Linked DNA regions of Homo sapiens: all the other regions are linked to region 3. Evidence: chromatin loops called from intact Hi-C (ENCODE). Cell type or tissue: Caco-2. All regions are shown on one strand. Each heading gives the region's core, and the rest is flanking DNA. Links, peaks and the distances in the headings are about the cores only.

The links. Hi-C counts contacts between places; a loop is a spot of excess contacts. Peaks named below come from ENCODE experiments on the same cell type or tissue, not always from the same donor. Only the 100,000 strongest peaks of a DNase experiment are listed, where the experiment ranks them.
Region 1: a loop joins it to region 3, with 2.3 times the contacts of the local background. A loop is called at or near these places in 5 of 110 quality-filtered maps.
Region 2: a loop joins it to region 3, with 2.7 times the contacts of the local background. A loop is called at or near these places in 7 of 110 quality-filtered maps.

The regions. Positions count from the first base shown.
Region 1 is chr5:142,183,478-142,190,735 of GRCh38, reverse strand. All of the region lies in intron 1 of LOC107986455 (a long non-coding RNA gene), which reads left to right. Among named protein-coding and RNA genes, the nearest start is that of NDFIP1, 78 kb to the right of the region's middle. RefSeq lists enhancers at 3,137-3,666, 4,640-5,535, 5,536-6,432. In Caco-2, for the core only: no CTCF peak of the experiment used is centred there; DNase peaks (open chromatin) are centred at 3,385 and 3,864.
Region 2 is chr5:142,166,463-142,173,720 of GRCh38, reverse strand. It overlaps LOC107986455 (a long non-coding RNA gene), which reads left to right. Exons shown (of 3, transcript XR_001742907.3): 2 at 4,209-4,324. LOC124901096 (a long non-coding RNA gene) reads right to left here. Exons shown (of 2, transcript XR_007058978.1): 2 at 5,334-7,258. Among named protein-coding and RNA genes, the nearest start is that of NDFIP1, 61 kb to the right of the region's middle. In Caco-2, for the core only: no CTCF peak of the experiment used is centred there; a DNase peak (open chromatin) is centred at 4,280.
Region 3 is chr5:142,235,725-142,242,982 of GRCh38, reverse strand. No RefSeq gene overlaps it. Among named protein-coding and RNA genes, the nearest start is that of SPRY4-IT1, 79 kb to the left of the region's middle. RefSeq lists an enhancer at 5,781-6,509. In Caco-2, for the core only: no CTCF peak of the experiment used is centred there; a DNase peak (open chromatin) is centred at 3,322.

The DNA of each region.
Region 1 (7,258 bases), core at 2,271-4,770, 53 kb after region 3:
AGCAGGACATTCTCTTACTGGGAATCACAGAGTCCTCTGAAAGCACAGGCCCTTATAAGTAAGGAATGAGCCTGAAGATAACACAGGGTTAATAATCTGCTTGTCAACACTTTGAAACTCTCTCTCAAAGTCAGTTCGCAGGCAGCAGAGCTAGCTGATGAAACCCTGAATCAGAGTCCTCATATGGGATATTTCCTCCCCTCTGAGCTCCAAACTACCATTCTGTTTCTTTGATGGTATAGGAAATTCATGGACTTATTCCCAAATTGAACTCTCAGAACATACTGGCCAACATAGCACGATCCCATCTCTTAAAATTGTGTGTGTGTGTGTGTGTGTGTGTGTGTGTGTGTGGAGGGGGTGCACACCTGTGGTCTCAGTTACTCAGGAAGCTAAAGCAGAAAGATCACTTGAGTCCAGGAGTTCGAGGCTACAATGAGCTATGATGGTGCCACTGCACTCCAGCCTGGGTGACAGAACGAGACCCTGTCTCAAAAAAATTTTTTTAAAGTGAAACACATAAAAAGATGCTCAGCACCTCTAAAACTAAAAACGAGTTATAATTTTACATCCACGAGATGGACTATGATGAAAACAATGGATAACATCCAACCCTGGTGAGGGTATGGAGAAATAAGTGCTCTTGTATCATGTTGAGGAGAGTGCGTATTATTAGTACACGGCCCCCTGCAGGTCTTCCTCTCCCCGCACATGCACACATGCTGCACCCCACATCAAGAGGCAGAGCTTGGCTCCCACCCCCTTTGAATCTGGGCTTGCCTTGTGACTGACTTTGATCAATAGAGTATGGCAGCAGTGACATTCTGGAACCCGGACCCATGCTGCGAGAAACTCAAGCCACATGGAGAGACCAGTAAGAGGGAAGCCAAAGGCGCTCCTGGGGATAGCCCCAGCCCAGCACCAGCCAGCACCAACTACCAGCCCCACCAGTGAGAACGTTCGGACCCTCCCTGTCCAGCACCACAGGAGGCAGAGCCACCACTTAGTCCACCTACAGAAACATGGGGAATAATGAATTATTGTTTTAAGCCATTTAATTTCGAGGGATTTGTTACTTAGGAATAGATAACAGAAACAATATTCATTGTCATCTTGTATGAAATAGAGAAAAAATTGGAAGCAAAAAGCCATCAGTAGGAGAATGGTTGCATAAATTATAGTCCAGCCATACCAGAAATGCTGCACAGCCATTAAGAAGATTGCTGTGAATCTGAATGAAGTGACAGAGGAAGGCCCCCAAGATAGGTTAATGAAAAAAACAATTTTTTGTTTGTTTTTTGAGACGGAGTCTCGCTCTGTCACCAGGCTGGAGCGCAGTGGCGCAATCTCGCTCACTGCAACCTCTGCCTCCCGGGTTCAAGCGATTCTCCCGCCTCAGCCTCTAGTAGCTGGGACTACAGGCACACGCCACCACACCTAGCTAATTTTTGTATTTTTTAGTATCGATGGGGTTTCACCATGTTGGCCAGGATGGTCTCAATCTCTTGATCTCATGATCTGCCCTCCTTGGCTCCCAAAGTGCTTTACAGGTGTGAGCCACCGCACCCGGCCAAAAAAAGCAATTTTTAAAACCATATGCCTAGTATGATTTTGCTATGTAAAAAATATGTGATTTGGGTAAACACATTTAAAACTATCAAAAAGATATACACCAAACCATCAACAGTATTTACTTATTGGGGGAAAAAATGGATTTGGGGCAAAAAAGCGTATACAAACTTTCACTTTTGATTTCTATACAGTTTAATTTCTTCTGCTGCTTCTTCCTCCTCCTCCTCTTCTTCTTCCTCTTCCTCCTCCTTCTTCTTCTCCTTCCTTCCTTCCTTTTTTTTGACGGAGTCTTGCTCTGTTGCCCAGGCTGGAGTGTAGTGGTGCAGTCTCGGCTCACTGCAACCTCTGCCTCCCGGATTCAAGTGATTCTCCTGCCTCAGCCTCCCGAGTAGCTGGAACTATAGGCATCCGCCACCAAGCCCAGCTAATTTTTGTATTTTTAGTAGAGACAAGGTTTCACCATGTTGGCCAGGCTGGTCTCGAACTCCTGACCTTGTGATCCGCTCACCTCGGCCTCCCAAAGTGCTGGGATTACAGGCTTGAGCCACTGTGGCCGGCCTTCTTTCCTTCCTTTCTTCCTTCCTTCCTTCCCTTCCTTCCCTTCCCTTCTCTTTCCTTCCTTCCTTCCTTCCTTCCCTCCTTTCCTTCTTCTTCTCCTTCTTCTTCTTCTTCCAATGAGCATGTACTCATGTTTTATAGTTTTATAATCTAATAAAAGAGGACAGATTTCCAAGCTTTTTTAACCCAGTCCCCTGGCTTCCTGAGAAGTTAGGTTGAGTCCGGTCTCATGTTAGCTGTCCTTTCACTGAGCACCTATGATAAAACCAGGCACCCCACATACTATTTCCAGTTCTCACAACAACTAGGCATTATTTTTCCAGTTTTAGAAATGCGCCCATGTGGGTTTAGAATGGATAGGGAATGTTCCAAGTGTCACCCAACTGAGTGGCGGAACCAGTGTTTTAATCCAGGTGGACCCCACTTCAAAGCCCTGGTGCCCTTTCAGGTAAGACCTGGGCCGGCCTGAAGGAGCTGATGGTCTGGCCGGGGACAAGAACTCACACATGGACAGAAACTACTGGATGCAATGACTGCACACAGGGACCTGGGTTCAAATCCCAGCTTCACTGCTGACCAGGTATGAAGCTGTGGACTAGTGACAGCCTCCTGTGTCTTAGCCATTGAGCAAGCATCTACTAAGTACCTCCCAGGTGACAGGTACTGCTCATGCCAGGTCCCCACCACCTTGGGAGGGAAATCCCTGCCCCATGGAGCTCATGATATAATACTTGAGCCAGATATGAAACAAGTAACCAGATAAACACATGATGTAACCACAGAGGATAATAAAAGCTAAGAAAAAGAAATACTGCCAGATGCAGTGGCCAGACATGTAGTCCCAGCTACTCAGGAGACTGAGGTGGGAGGTTCACCTGAGCTCTGGAGGTTGAGGTTGCAGTGAGCTGTGATCATGCCGCTGCACTCCAGCCTGGGTAAGAGAGCAAGACCCTGTCAAAAAGAAAGGAAGGAAGAGAGGGAGGGAGGAAGAAAGGGAGGAAGGAAGGGAGGGAGGGAGGAAAAGGAAAGAGAACAAAACATAAAAATGCCTCAATTTTCCTGTCTGTAAAATGGGATGCTGATGATGCCAATTTCACAGGACTCTCGTGCTGAGTCAATAAAATATTTTCTGTCAGATGCTTAGTGCCAAGCTGGGTGCACAATGAGTAAATGGGAGTGACGGTGCTGATATGCTAAGCTGTGTTTGTACAAGCTGTGATAAAGAATTTTTAAAAGGTGCATGACAAATATTTGCTAAATGAATGCAACAAAGAGCCATCACCTGGGCTAGAGCAGTCAGGGAGGACTTCCCAGAGGAGGCACCAGAGGAGCCTCTGCTCAAAGCTGGACCACACTCTGTAGGGCAAAGGCCTCCACCCTGCGCAAGAGGTTCTGGAGTGTCCAAACAGAAGACAGAGGCAAGGCAAACAGGCCAAGCACCCTGCTAATGTGGTTAGTTTGGGCCTTATCTCTGAAAGGAGCTGGGTCTCAGACAGCTTGTCGGGGCTGACCACAGGGCCTGCCGAGAAACCAGATTCAGAACATGCGCTTGCTGCTGCCACCACCGGGAGGGCGGTGCGGGTGGGGGTGCAGGAAGGCCTGGGGGAGCGCCGGGTTATTTGTTATGGGGTGAAGAGGAAGCTGTAAGTGGTCCTCTGTCCTCCATTAACAGCAGGATGGAGTCAGGCTGGAGCCACCAGCTTTGGAGTCAGCCTTGTTTTTTAAACACACATGGCTGGCCCAGGCCTTTTAACCCCCAAACACCCCAGGGTTCCTGCAGGAAAAAAACAGTAGCCTTTGGTCTAGAAACTCTGCAGCTGGGGTGTAGCTTAGGGCATTTCTTTTTAGCTCAGAAACAAACAGAAGATAAGAATATTGTGATAAAAGGAACTGTACTTTTATAATGGATTATTCAAAGTCAGGGAGTCTGGGATGGTTATAATTCTTTATACTTCAGACTCTTTAATGTACATCCACAAAGCTAAGAGCAAATAATAAAAATGGATTATCCTTGTCTGCAAAGAAACACAAACTATTTATTTCTACCCAGTCCTCCCCCACCCACTCTCATCACCAAAAGTTGATGCAAAGAAATATAAACGATTTACTGCAAAGAAATACAAAGGATTTATCTCTCTCAATCCTCCCCCACCCACTCTCATCACCTGAAAGTATGAGACCTAGAACCATTTACACAAGTCTATGAGTACTTCACCCCCTCTGAACCTCCCCCAACCCTGTTCATTGGGACCCATTCTATAGCACTCTTCGGTGGGGTGAAGGGGTGATTGTACCAGTGATTCTTAACTTTTTGGAGAAGTCCCAGACAATTTGGGAAGCTCATGAAGGCCATGGACCCTCTCCCTGGAAAGATGCACACCACACAGAATTGTGCACTGTATTTCAGCAGTTCCAAGACTTCTCAGTCTTGGAACAGTACTTCCCAGATACAGTACTTCCCAGGTCAGACCGATTGGTAAATTTCTTCCAGCTCTTATTCTACAACTGATTTGCTCCCATTCAATACATGAGATAATCCTTAGCAATCAGTCTGATGATAAAAAAAATCTCAGTGGCTCAGAAACACCCAGGAAGTGTTTCTAAGGCTCAATAGTTAGTAGGGTAAGAACGGTTACCACTGTGGGAGGACTAGGGCATTTGCAGCAGGCACCTGGATAGCAGCTCTGAATCCCCACTTAGACTGGTGACATGAGGATAGGGTCCCTAGGACCCTTACGGCCAACAGGATTTCCACTGCCTTATACCCACAGATAGGCTGAGAAGGTGAAGCTTCTCCAACCCCCCAGTGCCCATCATGTTCTCATGAGGTCTCACTCTGAGGCTATGCTCAGGCCCTATACTCCACAACAGGGGTCTGCAAGACCATGCTGCTGAGCAGGGGGCAGGCTGGGTCTGAGAGTCCAGTCCAGATGGGTTTGGGCCCCAGACTTTGGAGAAAAGGCAGAAGTGAACACAGACTAACCATGTCCTCATCCAGCCTGGATGAAGGATGACCCAAAGGCTGGAGCTACGGTTCACCCCAATCCAAACAACTACTGTGGAGGGTGTGGGAGGCTGTGTTTTCCAGAGCTTGCAGTTCTTTATCTACCAAATCGGGCTTCTGTACCACCTCCCCTCTCCCTGACACACAAGAATCATCCCAGCACTTCTGGAAAAGTTTCCAAGGCAAAACTGCTGCCCTGAAGGCAGTCCCTTCAGGAACCAGGGTGATCAGGACAAAGCAATTTCAGGAGGCGGGAAGATCATAATCCACAAGACTTTGGTCAGGCTCAGTGGGAGCAAGCCAGCCCCAAAATGCGGTAATGATTACTAACAGACGATGCTCCCAACCTTACACGTGTTCCACATCCACAAACTGGAAAAAATTGTCAAATTAAATATGAAACAGGAAGTAGAGATAAAGACCCATGCACACACTGCGCACAAACTCACATACACTCTTCTCGTTAGCATGGGATGAAAGCCAGTGGTGACGATTTTTAATTAGAAAGGAGGACTCATAGCTGCCTCCCAAGGCCAAGGCACTCGGCTCTGAACACCAGGCCAGAGTTAACCCTTGCAGCTCCAGGGCGGTGCCTCATTATAAATGGCCCCACTCTACAAAAATTAGCTGGGCATGGTGGTGGGTGCCTGCAGTCCCAGCTACTTGGGAGGCTGCGGCAGGAGAATTGCTTGAACCCAGGAGGCAGAGGTTGCAGTGAGCCAAGGTTGTGCCACTGCACTCCAGTCTGGGCAACAGGGCAAGACTCTGTCTCAAAAAAATAAAAAAAAGATAAATGGCCCCTGCCGGGAGTGGTGGCTCACGCCTGTAATCCCAGCACTTTGGAAGGCCGAGGCGAATGGATCACCTGAGGCCAGGAGTTTGAGACCAGCCTGGCCAACATGGTGAAACCCCATCTCTACTAAAAATACAAAATCAGCGGGGCGTGGCGACGCATGCCTGTAATCCCAGCTACTCGGGAGGCTGAGGCAGGAGAATCACTTGAACCCGGGAGGTGGAGGTTGAAGTGACCTGAGATTGCGCCATTGCCCTCCAGCCTGGGCAGCAAGAGCGAAACTCTGCCTCAAAAAAAAAAAAAAAAGAAAAAAAGATAAACGGCCCCACTGCTAGAGGAAGCTCATCAAAGTTTTCTAACCTTGCTTGGTTAATTAAAGAATCATTAAGAAATGGGTGGAGGGGATAGGAGGAAGAAAGGAAGAGAAGAGAAGAGAAAAAATCAAGGGGAGAAGAGACTCTCGTGGCAGCATCAACCCCTCCACCAGGAGAGTGCTGGTGTGGAGGCCATGCCCTCTGAAGCCTGAGAGAGACAGGTTAGACTCCCAGCTTTTCTGTTCACCAACTATGTAACCATGGACTTACCCATCCTCTTGGTTTCAATTTTCCTTGTCTGTGAAATGGAAATGATAGCATGAACTTGACAAGATTGTTGTTAGGATTAAATGAGATATGTATGAAAAGCACCTATTTGCTTAGAACATTATAAATTCTCCAAAATGATGGCTACTACCTGGCCATTAAATTAGTTTCATTATTATTCTTTAGTCTTCTTCTGACCATGTTTGAGGAAAATCTTTCCTCTAAATAAATATAAGGGGATAAACTATCTCCTGTAGATACTGATTTCAAAGTGTGGGGATAGGGTAGGGAAAGTAAGTAGTTGCCTTTTCCTTGAACGGATTCGCCACTCCCCCCCACCACCATCACTGTGTCAGCTGAGAGTGAAATGTGACATCCTGGATGGACGAGTCCAGCAGTTGTCCTTTAGGGAAACCAGCCCACGCCCTACAGAAAAAGACAACCAGAGCTCTAAAACAGGAGCTAACGCCCCACCCCACCCGAACCCTTTCCCTGCCCATCACTCCTGAGTAGCATTTGACTCCAGCTTAAGTTGCTGCTTGAACGGCAGTTTACTGACAGCGATGCAGGTGCATGCATTTCCCCCTTCCTCTTACCAAGTCTATCTGAGAAAGAACAGGCAGGAGAAAGTGGGCTTGATTCTTTCTAAAACAAAAATGATCATTTTAGAGATAATCGTTATCATCCTGAAAGAGCTCTTCACATCTCAATGACCAGCTAATGCATAGAATATTGCTGGGCACATAGTAG
Region 2 (7,258 bases), core at 2,957-5,456, 70 kb after region 3:
CTGCGGAACTGTGAGCCAATTAAACCTCTTTTCTTTATAAATTACTCAGTCTCAGGTATTTCTCTTTTTTTCTTTTTTCTTTTTTCTTTTGAGACGGAGTCTCACTCTGTCACCAGGCTGGAGTGCAGTAGCGCAATCTTGGCTTACTACAAGCTCCACCTCTGGGGTTCAAGCGATTCTCCTGCCTCAGCCTCCTGAGTAGCTGAGACTACAGGCACGCACCACCACACCCAGCTAATTTTTGTATTTTTAGTAGAGACAGGGTTTCACCGTGTTGGCCAGGTTGGTCTTGATCTCTTGCCTCGTGATCTGCCTGCCTCAGGCTCCCAAAGTGCTGGGATTACAGGCGTGAGCCACCGCACCCGGCCCCAAGTCTCAGGTATTTCTTTATAGCAATGCGAAAATGGACTAATATATGAGGTTACACATTTATATTGATCGGGGTGTAGAAAATACTACCCCAAAATGTGGCACTTTGGCATACTGAGTATTTTAAACTGAAAGAAATTGAGAAAATCTCAGAAGCAGAAGTCTTTCTGACCTTTTCTCTCTCTTTTTTTTTTTTTCTGAGACTGAGTCTTGCCCCGTTGCCCCAGGCTGGAGTGCAGTGGTGCGATCTTGGCTCACTGCAAGCTCCGCCTCCTGGGTTCAGGCCATTCTCCTGCCTCAGCCTCCCAAGTAGCTGGGACTACAGGCACCCACAACCATGCCCGGTAATTCTTTGTATTTTTAGTAGAGACGGGGTTTCACCATGTTAGCCAGGATGGTCTCGATCTCCTGACCTCATGATCTGCCCGCCTCAGCCTCCCAAAGTGCTGGGATTACAGGCATGAGCCACCTCGCCTGGCCTCTGACCTTTTCTCTTGAAGAGCCTTATTTGACAAGTGTTCTGCCCTATACCTGGAAGAAAGGACTATTACACAGAGAGGCCAAGAGAAATCTGAACAAACAGGCTAGTTTGTTACCTTTAGATCATACCCTTTTGACCTCCAATCATATTTCTGCACAACTGTCCATAAAAATACAGTTTTCAGTCAGGTGCGGTGGCTCACACCTGTAATCCCAGCATTTTGGGAGGTCAAGGCAGGTGTATCACTTGAAATCAGGAGTTTGAGACCAGCCTGGTCTCAAAGTGAAGCCCCATCTCTATGAAAAATACAAAACTTAGCTGCGTGTGGTGGTGCATGCTGTAGCCCTGGCTACTTGGAAGGCTGAGGCAGGAGAATGGCTTCAACCCCGGAGGTGGAGGTTGCAGTGAGCCAAGATCATGCCAGACTGGGCGACAGAGAGAATCCATCTCAAAAATAAAATAAAACATAATGAAATAAAATAAAAATACAGTTTTCCCTGGGTCGGGTCTTCATTTCTTTCTTTTTTTTTTTTTTATGAGATGGAGTTTCACTCTTGTTGCCCAGGCTAGAATGGTGCAATCTTGGCTCACTGCAACCTCCACCTCCCGGTTCAAGCGATTCTCCTGCCTCAGCCTCCTGAGTAGCTGGGACTACAGGCACCCGCCACCACGCCCGGCTAATTTTGTATTTTTAGTAGATACGGGGTTTTCCATGTTGGTCAGGCTGGTCTCAAACTCCCGACCTCAGGTGATCTGCTTGCCTCAGCCTCCCAAAGTGCTAGGATTACAGGTGTGAGCCACTGCACCCGGCAGGGTCTTCATATTTGAATGCTCCTGCATCACGCAAAACTTTGGTTAAACACATTCGTTGTTTTTCTATTGTTAATCTGTCTTTTGTTATAAGGGTGTTGGCCATAAACCTTGAGATAGGTGAGGAATATATATCCCTTTTCTTTCCTTATCCCTTTTCTTCCCTACAATATTCATTCAAGACATTCAAACTGAGAAAGTCAGTTCAAAATAATAAACTTTCGAAGTTGTGTCTTACCCCAAGAGACAAATACTTAATGTACCCCATTAGTTCTATTTTTTATTGTATGAATTCATACAAAACTATTCTGACAATGATCAAGGATGTTTCCAGGACCTGCTCTCACACGTTCCCTCACCCCCACCAGCTTTTGGCAAAGATAGTTGACTAAATACCACTAAATAGTGGCTTTTTTTTTTTAACAATGACCTTATTTTATCTTTTAACTTTAACTGAGTCTTATATACAGACCTGCCCAACTGGAAAGCTTTTACACATGCTTCAGAATGCGGCAGTATTGCACAATGGTTTGGGGCAGGTTCTGTGGTTAAACATGGGATGGAACCCCAGCTCTACCTGGCTCAGCTGTACGGCCCTGAGCAAGTGACTCAACATTCCTACACATGGGGACCCCCGCTGGAAAATGGAGATGGTAACAGGTACCAGCCTCACACCTAGGAGGCGCTCACTTCATGCTCACTGCTAAGTTTCTTCTGTTTGTCCTGACTTTATAGCTTTCCCTAATTGCAATTCCCTGCTACAAACATCACAGATGGAGAACACATGGAGGGAACAAATGTTAGGTAGCCTGCTGAACCCTAGGGCCAAGTTCACCAGTAATCCTACTAGATTTTAGCATCATAATTCCTCTATCTGGCATGGCTCCACCATCAGGGCCCAGATGACCAAAGACACCCAGGAAGGGAATGAAGACTTCCTGTTGTTTAAAACTGTCCTTCTGTCTGTACTTCACTGCCCTCAGCAAACTGCCACTCCACAGCCATATGATCCTGATTCACTTCCTCTGCTTCCACAGCCAACATCTTCTCAGCACCAGAGAGAAACCTAATTCGCCCTTACTCCTGGGTTGCTTTCCATGTTGTCCTCAAGGTGCCTCGGGCATGGGCCACCAGTAAGGATTCACCCAGTGAGGATTCAGCTGTCACCTAGAAACTCGAAGTCTTCTCCCCATTGAAAGCTGTTGAGCTCACCTAGGCAGGCTCAAACCAGCTGACATCTGCCCTTTCAGCTAAAAACCTGCTTGCCGCAATAATCAAGATATTTCCACAACATAACTTGATGGGGAGGGGAGGGGACATTAATCACAGATTATTAAATGATGGTACGGTCAGGTGATGGAATATGACTCAGCCACTTAAAACAATCTGACTAGAGACTATGAAAAAAGATGTTCAAGACAAGAGGAGTGAAACAAAAAGCAGAGTCAAAAGAGTTTGCACAGGTGCTCTGGACTGAATTGCATCCCCCCAAATTCATGTGTTGAAGCCCAGGCCCCCTCAACATGACTGTAATTGGAGGCAGGGCCTGTGAGAAGGTGATAAAGGTTAAACGAGCTGGGATCCTAATCCCATAGGGTTAGTGCCCTTATAAGGAGAGGAAGACACATCAGAGCTCTCTCTCTGCCATGTGAGAAGGCCGCCATCTGCAAGCCAGGAAGAGAGGCCTCACCAGGAGCCAAATCAGCTGGCACCTTGATCTTGGACTTCTCAGCCTCCAGAACTGTGAGAAAATAACTTTCTGTTGCTTAAGGCACCTAGTCTGTGGTATTTTGTTATGGCAGCCCAAATTGACTAATGAGACAGTGAAATGCAATTTAAAAGTTAAAAAAAAAAATTTCCCCTGCATGTGTGTTTATCTATTTTCTACCTGTATACATATGCAGGCACTGAAAACAGACTAGAAGTAGATACACCAAAATGTTCACAGGGGTAATCAGTGCATGGTGGAGTTAGGGATAATTATTTTATTCATTTTGCCTGTCAGTATTTTCAATAATGGCCATGCATTACTTTTAGAGATGGGGGGAATTAACTCTAGAAGAACATTAAAGCTTGCCTCTCCCCTCACGTCTTCTTTGGCTTGAGTCACATCTCACAGAGAGAAAGACCAAGGCACGCTGCACCAATGAGCTCCCCGAAGTCATGCTTCCCCTCCCATGTCGTGCTGGCATCCTTTCTCCGAGGAAGAGAATGAGTTTCCAGACAGCAGAGCGGGCCCTTCTCAGGGCCAGGATGGTCCTGGCAGCAGTCGTTCTCTAACACATCACGACATGTGTTTCCAGTAACTCTGTTTGTGGCCGCTTTCTTCTCTTATCACTCCTCCTGTGACCTTTGCTGGTTGCAGACTTACCGACTGGAGCCAGGTGGATTTGTTTGATTTTTGTTGATGGTTATTAGGAAGAGGAAGTGCCAGAAGGGATTACCTCAAGTTTAAACCTATTTCCAGCAGAGTCCCAGGGCCTTTAATTACACATGTTGGGTCTGTTTGGTAAAGAAGTGGTCAAAGATGTGCTTTTTATCTCCCTAGGAATCTCCTGCGACTGGCAGCATTCCATTTGTGCCTGATGTTCCTGTAAACTCCAGCCACAACCCCTGTGGGGAGGAGGGGCTGCTGTGGAGAATGAGATATGAAGTTGAAAGCTGGTGAGAGACTTTTTTTTTTTTTTTTTTTTTTTTGAGACGGAGTTTCTCTCTTGTTACCCAGGCTGGAGTGCAATGGCGCAATCTTGGCTCACTGCAACCTCTGCCTCCCAGCTTCAAGCAATTCTCCTGCCTCAGCCTCCTGAGTTGCTGGGATTACAGGCATGTGCCATCACACCTGGCTAATTTTGTATTTTTAGTAGAGATGGGGTTTCTCCATGTTGGTCAGGCTGGTATTGAACTCCCAACCTCAGGTGATCCACCTGCCTTGGCCTCTCAAAGTGCTGGGATTACAGGCGTGAGCCACCATGCCCGGCCACGTATCTGGGAGTTAAAACCACCATATCTGGGAGTTCTTGGCCAGGCCGTGTCATATTGTCATTCCTGACAATAGAGGAAGATTAGAACTGCACCTGACAATAGAGGAAGATTAGAACTGCATCAGAATTTTGTTTTCTGGACCACACTATTGCAGTCCCCAGAAGAGTGTCACGGGTCAGCCACTGCTGAACACAAGGATGAGGACAGTCGGAATGCTAAATGCCCAGCCCAGCCCACCCAGCCCAGTCCAAAAGCAGCCTTTTTTTTCCTTTTTCTTTTCTTTTTTTTTTCTTAGTGAAATAGTAACAGACTATAGGGAGGCAATAGCTGTCTCTGGGACTATCAAGACACCAGCTCAGCTGCGCAGCAGACAAATGTCACTTTTCTGATACAGGTGGCCCTAATCAGAGAGATCCTACTACAGCTGGTGCTCAAAAATAACCTTTCCCCCTCTCTGATTTACCCAGGCAAGTGAAAGAAGACAGACTCCAGGATTACATTCTCCAGAGCATGAGTATGTTGCTCTTCTTTATCTAACTTGCTGGTTAGAGGGATTGTCAAATTATAAAGTTGGTTAAGGTCCAAGATTAAAAAGTTTAATATGTAAAATGCAATTTTATTGGGGAGGATAATGAGGATGCTTCGTTACTGAGGGTCTTGGCATATTTTGGAGTAACCGAGAGTCAATAAATTAGGAACTATTCCTCAGATGCTTTTATTAAAGACATAGCAATATAGGTCAAATGCACGTACAATTTCAGATAATAAGATTCCAAATTTTCCTTCAGCTTATGCCCCAGAGGGTATGGAATTTAGAGAGGAACATTTAGTTAAAACGGAAACATGAACAAGTGGGCTTTTCGTTAGAGGCCTTTTTCATCCTAGGCTGAGGGACCTTACTGCACAATTCTGCCCCTGGAAGGTTACTTCATCCACAACCCTCAATATCCCAGCAATATCCTTTCAGCAAGAGCACACAGAACACAGATTCTTGCCCCAGTCGCTGGAATCCTTCAACCCCCTCAAGGAGGGCTAAGCAACATTCTTTTTCTTGGCATCATTGCCTCATTAGAGCAACTAAAACAGGTCCTGAAAGATACAGGGCATGGCCTCCACCATAAGAGTGCCTTCCCTGGAGTCAAACCCAGCCTCCTCTCTGATGCTCTTAGCACCACTCTCCATGACCCTAGCCTGTCCCTGTGCCAGAAGGGCTGTCTGGGGTGGGTGGCATGAGGGGGTATTTTAGTTTACCCACAATTCTGCTGCAATATAGACATGTAGTCTTTAAATCACATATTAGGGTTTTTTAAAGCATGGCACCAATACACTGATGGCACTCTACATGATATTAAGTAGTATTAAAACATAGCTTTTTTTTTTTTTTTTTTTGAGATGAAGTCTCCCTCTGTTGCCCAGGCTGGAGTACAGCGGTGCAAATCTCGGCTCACTGCAACCTCCGCCTTCCAGGTTCAAGCGATTCTTCTCCTCTGCCACCCGAGTAGCTGAGGCTACAGGCACGCACCACCACACCTGGCTAATGCATTTTTCATTTTAATGGTTATGTAGTTATTTTAGTGTGGATTCAAGAAAAAAATTAGCACATCAATGGTTTTTCCATGGCTATTATTTAGGAATGAGGGTAAGAAATAACACATTTAATTAAAAATTTTAAATGGTAGGTAACTTAATAGCATAGGTGATATATAAATAGGGCAAAATTCATGAAGGCTACACTTTGGGGAAAAGATGGCTACAGTTTAGGAAAAAGAGCCACCCATCCCACTCTGTGGCAGTTGGACAAATTAACCAATGTATATGAAACACTTGATAAGTATATTAAAATGCCAAAGACAGCCTTCCACAGTGCTAACAGACATGGAATCAGAAAGTTGAAGTTCCGATCATAGCTCTATCATTTACTTAGCTCTGTGATCATGGGCAAATTATAACTCTTTTAGAAATAAAAATTCCTATCTCATAAGATTTTCTGAGAATTAAATGTGATAACATTTATAAAGCATTTAGCACAGCACCTGGCATATAGCAAGTGCTTAGAAAGTAGGAGTGATTATAATTGCAAAGGCCTCATTTCTAAAGTAGGCTACCCATGTATCTGCCCTGAAGATTACCCTCAAAGAAGATGCAGCCCGAATAGTACAAGAACATTTAGTCCTTTGATTCATAGGTCAGCTGCCAGAGAAATATGCACGCAGACGCATTTGCAAACCCCAAAATTGCATACAATTTTAAGACATTAACAGGCCCCCAATTGACACCTCCTTTAACCATAACCCGCACTGACTATACACCTGGTAAACTAAGATGGAAAACCAGGGTAACAAGAGGTATCTCCAACTACTTCCACCATAGGGAGGCCTGGACTCATCCCACCTTCCGGGTGCATTCCTAAGACTGACTGGTTCTCTTTGGGTGCCTCTTAGTACACAGGCTATCACAGCTTTATTCTCTATGTGGGCAGAATGCAAATAAGGTCTTGAGGGCCCCCCCGACACCCTCATCCCCAGTAACTGGCTTGTTCTCCCTGCCCTGGCTCAGCGTAGTACAGCCCAACCTTGCAATTTAACTCAGTGCTGATGGAGTTGGGTAAACTGAAGT
Region 3 (7,258 bases), core at 1,876-4,375:
ACTTAGAGGCCAGGCACGGTGGCTCACACCTGTAATCCTCGTACTTAGGAAGGCCAAATTGGATGGATTGCCTGAGCTCAGGAGTTCGAGACCAGCCCAACATGGTGAAACCCTGTCACTACTAAAATACAAAAAATCAGCTGGGCATGGTGGCGTACACATGTAGTCCCAGCTACTCAGGAGGATGAGGCACAAGAATTTCATGAACCTGGGAGGCAGGGGTTGTAGTGAACTGAGATTGTACCACTGCACTCCAGCCTAGGTGACAGAGTGAGACTCTGTCTCAAAAAAAAAAAAGGACTTGGGAATAAATCTATAAAAGATACACAAAACTGTCTTAGTCCATTTTGTATTCCTATAAAGGAATACCCAGGGCTGGGTAATTTATATATTAAAAAAAAGGCTTATTTGGCTCATGATTCTCATGACTGGAAAGTTCAAGATTGGGCATCTGCATCTGGTAAGGGCTTCAGACTGCTTCCACTTACGGTGGAAGTTGAAGAGGAGCTGGTGTGTGCAGAGTTCGTATGTCGAAAGAGGAAGCAAGAGTGTGAGAGGGGAGGGGGATGCCAGGCTCTTTTTAACAACCAGCTCTTGAGGAAACTAATGAGTGAGAGTGAATGAGTGAGAACTCATTCACTCCCCAGCCACACCTCAAGGAGGGCATTAATCTAGTCATGAGGAACCTGCCCCCATGACACAAACACCTCCCATTAGCCCCTACCTCCAACATCGAGAATCAAATTTCAACATGAGGCTTAGAGGGGTCAAACACCCAGAACTCTTTATGGAAAAATGATCAAGCTCTAAATGCTACTTTTAAAAGTGGGAGGATCACTGAGGAGTTTGAGACCAGCCTGGGCAACACAGCAAGATCCTATCTCTATAAATTTTTTTTTTTTTCAATTAGCCAGATGTGGTGACATGTACCTATAGTCCCAGCTACTTGGGAGGTTGACGGAGGAGGATCACTTGAACCCAGGAGTTCAAGGCTGCAGTGAGTATGATCATTCCACCATACTCCAGCTTGGGTGACAGAGTGAGATCTTGGTTCGGGGGTGGTGGGGGGTGGGTGGCGGGGAAAGCCCTAAATAAATGAAGAGAAATGCAATGTTCTTAGGTAAAAAGATTCAATATCATAACTGTCAATTGCCTTTAACGCAACACCTGTAAAAATCCCAACAGGCTTTTTTTTTTTTTTTTGAGATGGAGTCTCGCTCTGTGCCCAGGCTGGAGTGCAGTGGCGCGATCTTGGCTCACTGCAAGCTCCACCTCCCGGGTTCACGCCATTCTCCTGCCTCAGCCTCCTGAGTAGCTGGGACTACAGGCCCCTGCCACCACGCCTGGCTATTTTTTTTTTATTATTAGTAGAGATGGGGTTTCACCGTGTTAGCCAGGATGGTCTCGATCTCCTGACCTTGTGATCCGCCCGCCTCGGCCTCCCAAAGTGCTGGGATTACAGGCGTGAGCCACAGCGCCCAGCCCCAACAGGCATTTTTAAGAGACTTGAAAAGCTATTTCAAAAATGTATATAGAAGAGCAACTGTCCAAGAATGTCAAGGCACTTATGAAAAAGAGTAAATTGAGGGGAACCTACCCTACCAGATACCATGATTTAACTTACCATTGAGACTGTAGTAATAAAAATGATGTGGTATTGGAAAGGGATGGACACATAGATCAATGGACCAGAACAGAGAACCTAGAACAATATCCATGTATATATGGAGACTTGATTTATGACTCAGTGGGCATTTCAGATATTGGGTAAAGCCTGGACTATTTAATAAATGGTGCTGAGACACTTGGTTAATTAAATAGAAAAGAGTGGCCAGCTCAGTGACTCACACCTGTAATCCCAGCACTTTGGGAGGCCAAGGTGGGCGGATCACCTGAGTTCAAGAGTTCAAGACCAGCCTGGCCAACATGGCGAAACCCTGTCTCTACTAAAAATACAAAAAAATTAACTGGGCATGGTGGTGTGAGCCTGTAATCCCAGCCACTCCAGAGGCTGAGGCAAGAGAATCGCTTGAACCCAGGAGGCAAAGGTTGCAGTGAGCCGGGATCCCACCATTGCACTCCAGCCTGGGCAATAGAACAGGACTTCATCTCAAAAATAAATAAATGCAAATAAATAAATAAACAAATAAATAAAATAGAAAAAAGCAAAATTGCATCCCTGCCTCATACTATATACCAAAAAATCCATTCTAGGACTTAAATATGAAATGCAAAACTATAAAACCTTTAAAAGGCAACAGAGAGAAATACTGTTATATGCTTAAGAATGGGGAGAATTTTTTAAACAAGAACAGAAGCCCAAACTATAAAGGAAACAATTGATAAATTCAACTACATTTTTAAAAGAGAGAGTAAAAAGATAACTTAGGCCAGGTACGGTGGCTCACGCCTGTAATCCCTTTGGGAGGCCAAGGCGGCCGGATCACCAGGTCAGGAGTTCGAGACCAGCCTGGCCAACATAGGAAAACCCCGTCTCTACTAAAAATACAAAAATTAGCCGGGTGTGGTGGCACGTGCCTGTAGTCCCAGCTATTCGGGAGGCTGAGGCAGGAGAATCGCTTGAACCCTGGAGGTGGAGGTTGCAGTGAGCCGAGACCACACCATTGCACTCCAGCCTGGGTGACAGAGTGAGACTCCATCTCAAAAAAAAAAAAAAACAAAAAAAGAGATAACTTATTGGGAAAGAGATAACTTATTGGGAAAGGATATTTGGGACATATTTAAATAACAAAGGATTAGTATGGAGAATATATAAAGTATTCCTACAAACCAAAAAGAAAAAGCAAAAATAAATTATAAACATGAGCAAAAGCCTTGAAAAAGCCTTTCAAAGGGGAGGAAATACAAGTGGCTCATTAGCATGTGAAAATATACTTAACCTCATTAGTAATCAGAGAAATACAAATTAAAACCTTGATGAAGCCAGGTGTGATGCCTCATGCCTGTAATCCCAGCACTTTGGGAGGCCCAGCTAGGAGGACGGTTTGAGGCCAGGAGTTTGAGACCAACCTGGGCAACATAGTGAGACCCCATTTCTACAAAAAATAAAACAAACTATCCAGCTGCAGTAACACGCTCCTATAGTCCCAGCTACTTGGGAGGCTGAAGCAGGAGGATTGCTTGTGCCCAGGTGTTCAAGGGTGCAATGACCTATATGATCATGCTACTGCATTCCAGCCTGGGTGACACAGACCCTGTCTCAAAAAAAAAAAAAAAAAAAAAAAAAAAATTCCTTGAGGAGATACTCTTCCACACTTACCCAACTGACTACAATCAGAAAGCCAGACAAGGCCAGGTCTTGGAGCAACAAGAACAGGATGTGGAGCAACAGAACTGCTCTCCACCACTAATAGTAGAATAAACTGGTAAAACCACTTTGGAAAAGAGCCTCGCCTTAGCTAATAAAGACAAATATGCACATGTTCTACTACCCAGCAATTCCAGTCCTATGTTATGCACTCTAGAAAAACTCCTGCCCAAGGGTACCAGGAGGTATGCACAGATGTTCATGGCAGGGTTTTTCAGCAGGGTCAGGACCAGAAGGAGGAAGAACGGCTCCTAGGGCAAAAAACTTAAGGTGGTACTCCCCTACTCCCCTTCAGGACTGTTGTAGGTTGTGGTCTCTAATATTGCACGCGCAGTGTTGATAGCAAGCTGAATGATAGCCCTTCAAAAGTACATCTGTGTCCCAAAACCTGTGCATGTGACCTTATTTGGATAAAGGGTTTTTGGAGATGTAATGAAGTTAAAGATCTGAAGATGAAATCATTCTGTTTTTTGTTTGTTTGTTTGTTTGTTTTGAGACGGAGTCTCACTCTGTCACCCAGGCTGGAGGGCAGTGGTGCGATCTCGGCTCACTGCCAGCTCCGCCTCCTGGGTTCACGCCATTCTCCTGCCTCAGCCTCCCGAGTAGCTGGAACTACAGGCGCCTGCCACCACGCCTGGCTAATTTTTTGTATTTTTAGTAGAGACGGGGTTTCACCGTGTTAGCCAGGATGGTCTCGATCTCCTGACCTCGTGATCCACCCGCCTCGGCCTCCCAAAGTGCTGGGATTACAGGCGTAAGCCACCGCGCCCGGCCTGAAATCATTCTGGATAGACTGGTTGGGTCCTATATTCAATGACAAGTGTCCTTAGAAGAGACACACAGAAGAGGGACACAGGGAGAAGAGGGGAAGGCCATGTGAAGGCCAAGGCCGAGGTTGTAGTCATGCAATCATAAGCCATGGGCCAAGGACACTTGGAGCCACCAGAAGCTAGAAGAGGCAAGGAAAGAGTCTCTGCTAGAGCCTTTGAAGGAGTATGGCCCTGCCAACACCTTGATTACAGACTCCTGGCATCCAGAACTGCGAGAAGAAAAATTTCTGTTGTTTTAAGACACCAAGTTAGCAATAATTTGTTATGGCAGCACTAGGAAACTAGTGTGACTTCCCTCTTCCTCACCCTAGTCCCAGGCCTGTTGCTCAGGATAGTAAAAAAATGAAACAACTCTAATGTCCATCAACAGTGGAATACATGAATAAATTGTGGTGCTATTTATAATGGAATATTTTAGCAGAATGAATGAACTGCAGCTATGTAGATCAGTTAGGATGGGCCTCGAAACCAATGTTGAGTGAAAGAAGCAAATCAGAGAAAACTACAGTGTATGATTCCATGTATACATTTCAAAAATGAGTAAAAGGATACAATGTATTGTTTAGATTTGCATGCACAAATGGTAAAACTATAAAGAAAGCAGGTGATTTATCAACACAAAACAGTGGGTGCTTCTGGGAAGGAGGGACATGTGCTCAGAAAGAGGCACTCGGGGCTTGTAAGGCTGCAGTGTTTAAGCTGGCTACTGGGTGCCGTGGTAGTTCTTGTATTATTCCTCTTTACATTCTATATCTTGCATTTAATATGCTTTTTGATATCTTCAATATAGTTTGTAATGAAAATTAACAAAGCAAGTATAGGCTATGGAAATTAACATGCATGGTATAGTATGCTGTGTCTCTTCTTAGATGAAAGATCCCATAAGATACGGGCTAGTTAGATTGTGAGTCAGCCTGTCAATCAGTCATCTAACACGTATGCACCAAGCTCTGGTACAGTGTGAGGCTCTGGGTTCCATAACGAAGTAACACATTTTAGGGAAAGGTAATGGGAGTGGAGACAAGAGAGAACACACAATGATTTATTTGCAAAATTAATTTTTAAATCCAAAAATGTGTTTAAGGGCCATGACTTACAACATTTTCTGTTACTCAAAGTCTTAAACCTTTCCAGGATTGATACATGAAAACAGTTCAAAGGTGGGAGTTTGAACACATGCATTCCAAAAGCCCGCTAGAGTAAGATGAAGGGAATTAAAAAAAAAAACAAAAAACCCAGGCCAGGCACAGTGGCTCACGCCTGTAATCCCAGTACTTTGAGAGGCCGAGGCAGGCGGATCACCTGAGGTCAGAAGTTCGAGACCAGCCTAACCAACATGGATAAACCCCATCTCTACCAAAATACAAAATTAGCCAGGCGTGGTGGCACATGCCTGTAATCCCAGATACTCTGGAGGCTCAGGCAGGAGAATTGCTTGAACCCGGGAGGTGGAGGTTGCAGTGAGCTGAGATTGCACCATTGCACTCCACCCTGGGCAACAAGAGCGAAACTGTCTCAAAAAAAAAAAAAGACAAAAACCTAGAAGGACAAAGTGAACAGGGGAAGAGACAGCAGCCAAAAAATAAGGAAAACAACATAAACCAACAAAAACCCAACAACAACAACAAAAAGCAGACCCATAAGTCGTAACCAATTTAGCAAACCCAACAAAGCTGGCTCCTAATCCAGCAGTCGGAATGCTGAGCAGCAATGTGATTTGCACTGCAGATCCCTACAGAGGGCTCCAGGATCTACAGCACCAAGGATCTCTAGCAGTGGAGTGTTGGTGGTGGGAGAAGAGAGACAGATCCTCTCATATTGTTTTATATTATCTTATACTCAAAAAAGGGAAGAGAAGCAAAACTAAAGGCAGGTAGCCCAGTGCCTAGGAACCAGATCCGAAACCAAGGAACCAGACCCGAAACCAGGCCTGGGCCTGCCTGACCTAAGCCTGGTAGTTAAAGATCGACCCCTGACCTAACCGGTTATGTTATCTATAGATTCCAGACATTGTATGGAAAGGCATTGTAAAAATCCCTGTCCTGTTCTGTTTTGTTCTGATTACCATTCTGATTACTGGTACATGCAGCCTCCAGTCACATACCCGCTGCTTGCTCAATCGATCACGACCCTCTCACGCAGACCCCCTTAGAGTTGTGAGCCCTTAAAAGGGACAGGAATTGCTCACCCGGGGAGCTCGGCTCTTGAGACAGGAGTCTTGCCGATGTTCCCTGCCGAATAAACCACTTCCTTCTTTAACTCGGTGTCTGAGGAGTTTTGTCTGCGGCTTGTCCTGCTACAGTGGAGCTTCCGAGCCCGAAAACGGGCTGTACAGAAGCCAGACTCCACACCCTCCCACTCGCCATGCAGTCCGGTTGCTGCCTCTCCCCAAAAGCTGGCAGAGACAGGCGTTTTATTCTCCGAAGAAGGAACAACAGAGGGTCAACAAGCAGCACAGGTGACTACAGTGGGATTAAGTTTACAGACTGTGTGCTGAGACAGCCCCAGCCCTCTGCCTTCATCTGTCCCCAGAAGGTGGACAGCCAGGCGTCGACCTTCCAGGCGGGAGATTGGAGGATTTTTATGCTTTGAGACACGGAGGAGGCAGAAGAATTAGCTTTTGTGCCTTCCAAACCTGAAATAAAAATCGGAGTGGCCCTGAGCTGCAGTTTCCACACAGAATGGAGTGGCTTCTGGGGTACCGGGAGGCCAGGAGGGAAGAGCTCAGATGATCCGCAGCCCTGCCTAGGGTGGGGGTGGTGCTCAGGCATCGCTAACCTGTCTCAAAGGGCTTCTCTCCGGCTGTGGGTGCTGTCACTTGGGGTCACAGATCCGCCTGAGTGTTCTGCTCCAGAAGTCAGAAAAGGCCCCAAGTAACTTAGCGTGACTTAAGGCCTCATGACAGAGACCCCATCATGAATCAGAAAAAAAGAGCAGAAATACTCATTAGAAACCCAAGAGAAATTTTGAAAAGATCCAACCCCCCCACCCCCACTCCCTGCTCCAACCCCATTGTCATCGGCTCAAGCCACAAAGCCTTCGGTCCCTGGGGAGCCCCAAGTGCCCTTCTTCCCTGCGGGTACCACACAGTCTGGACAAG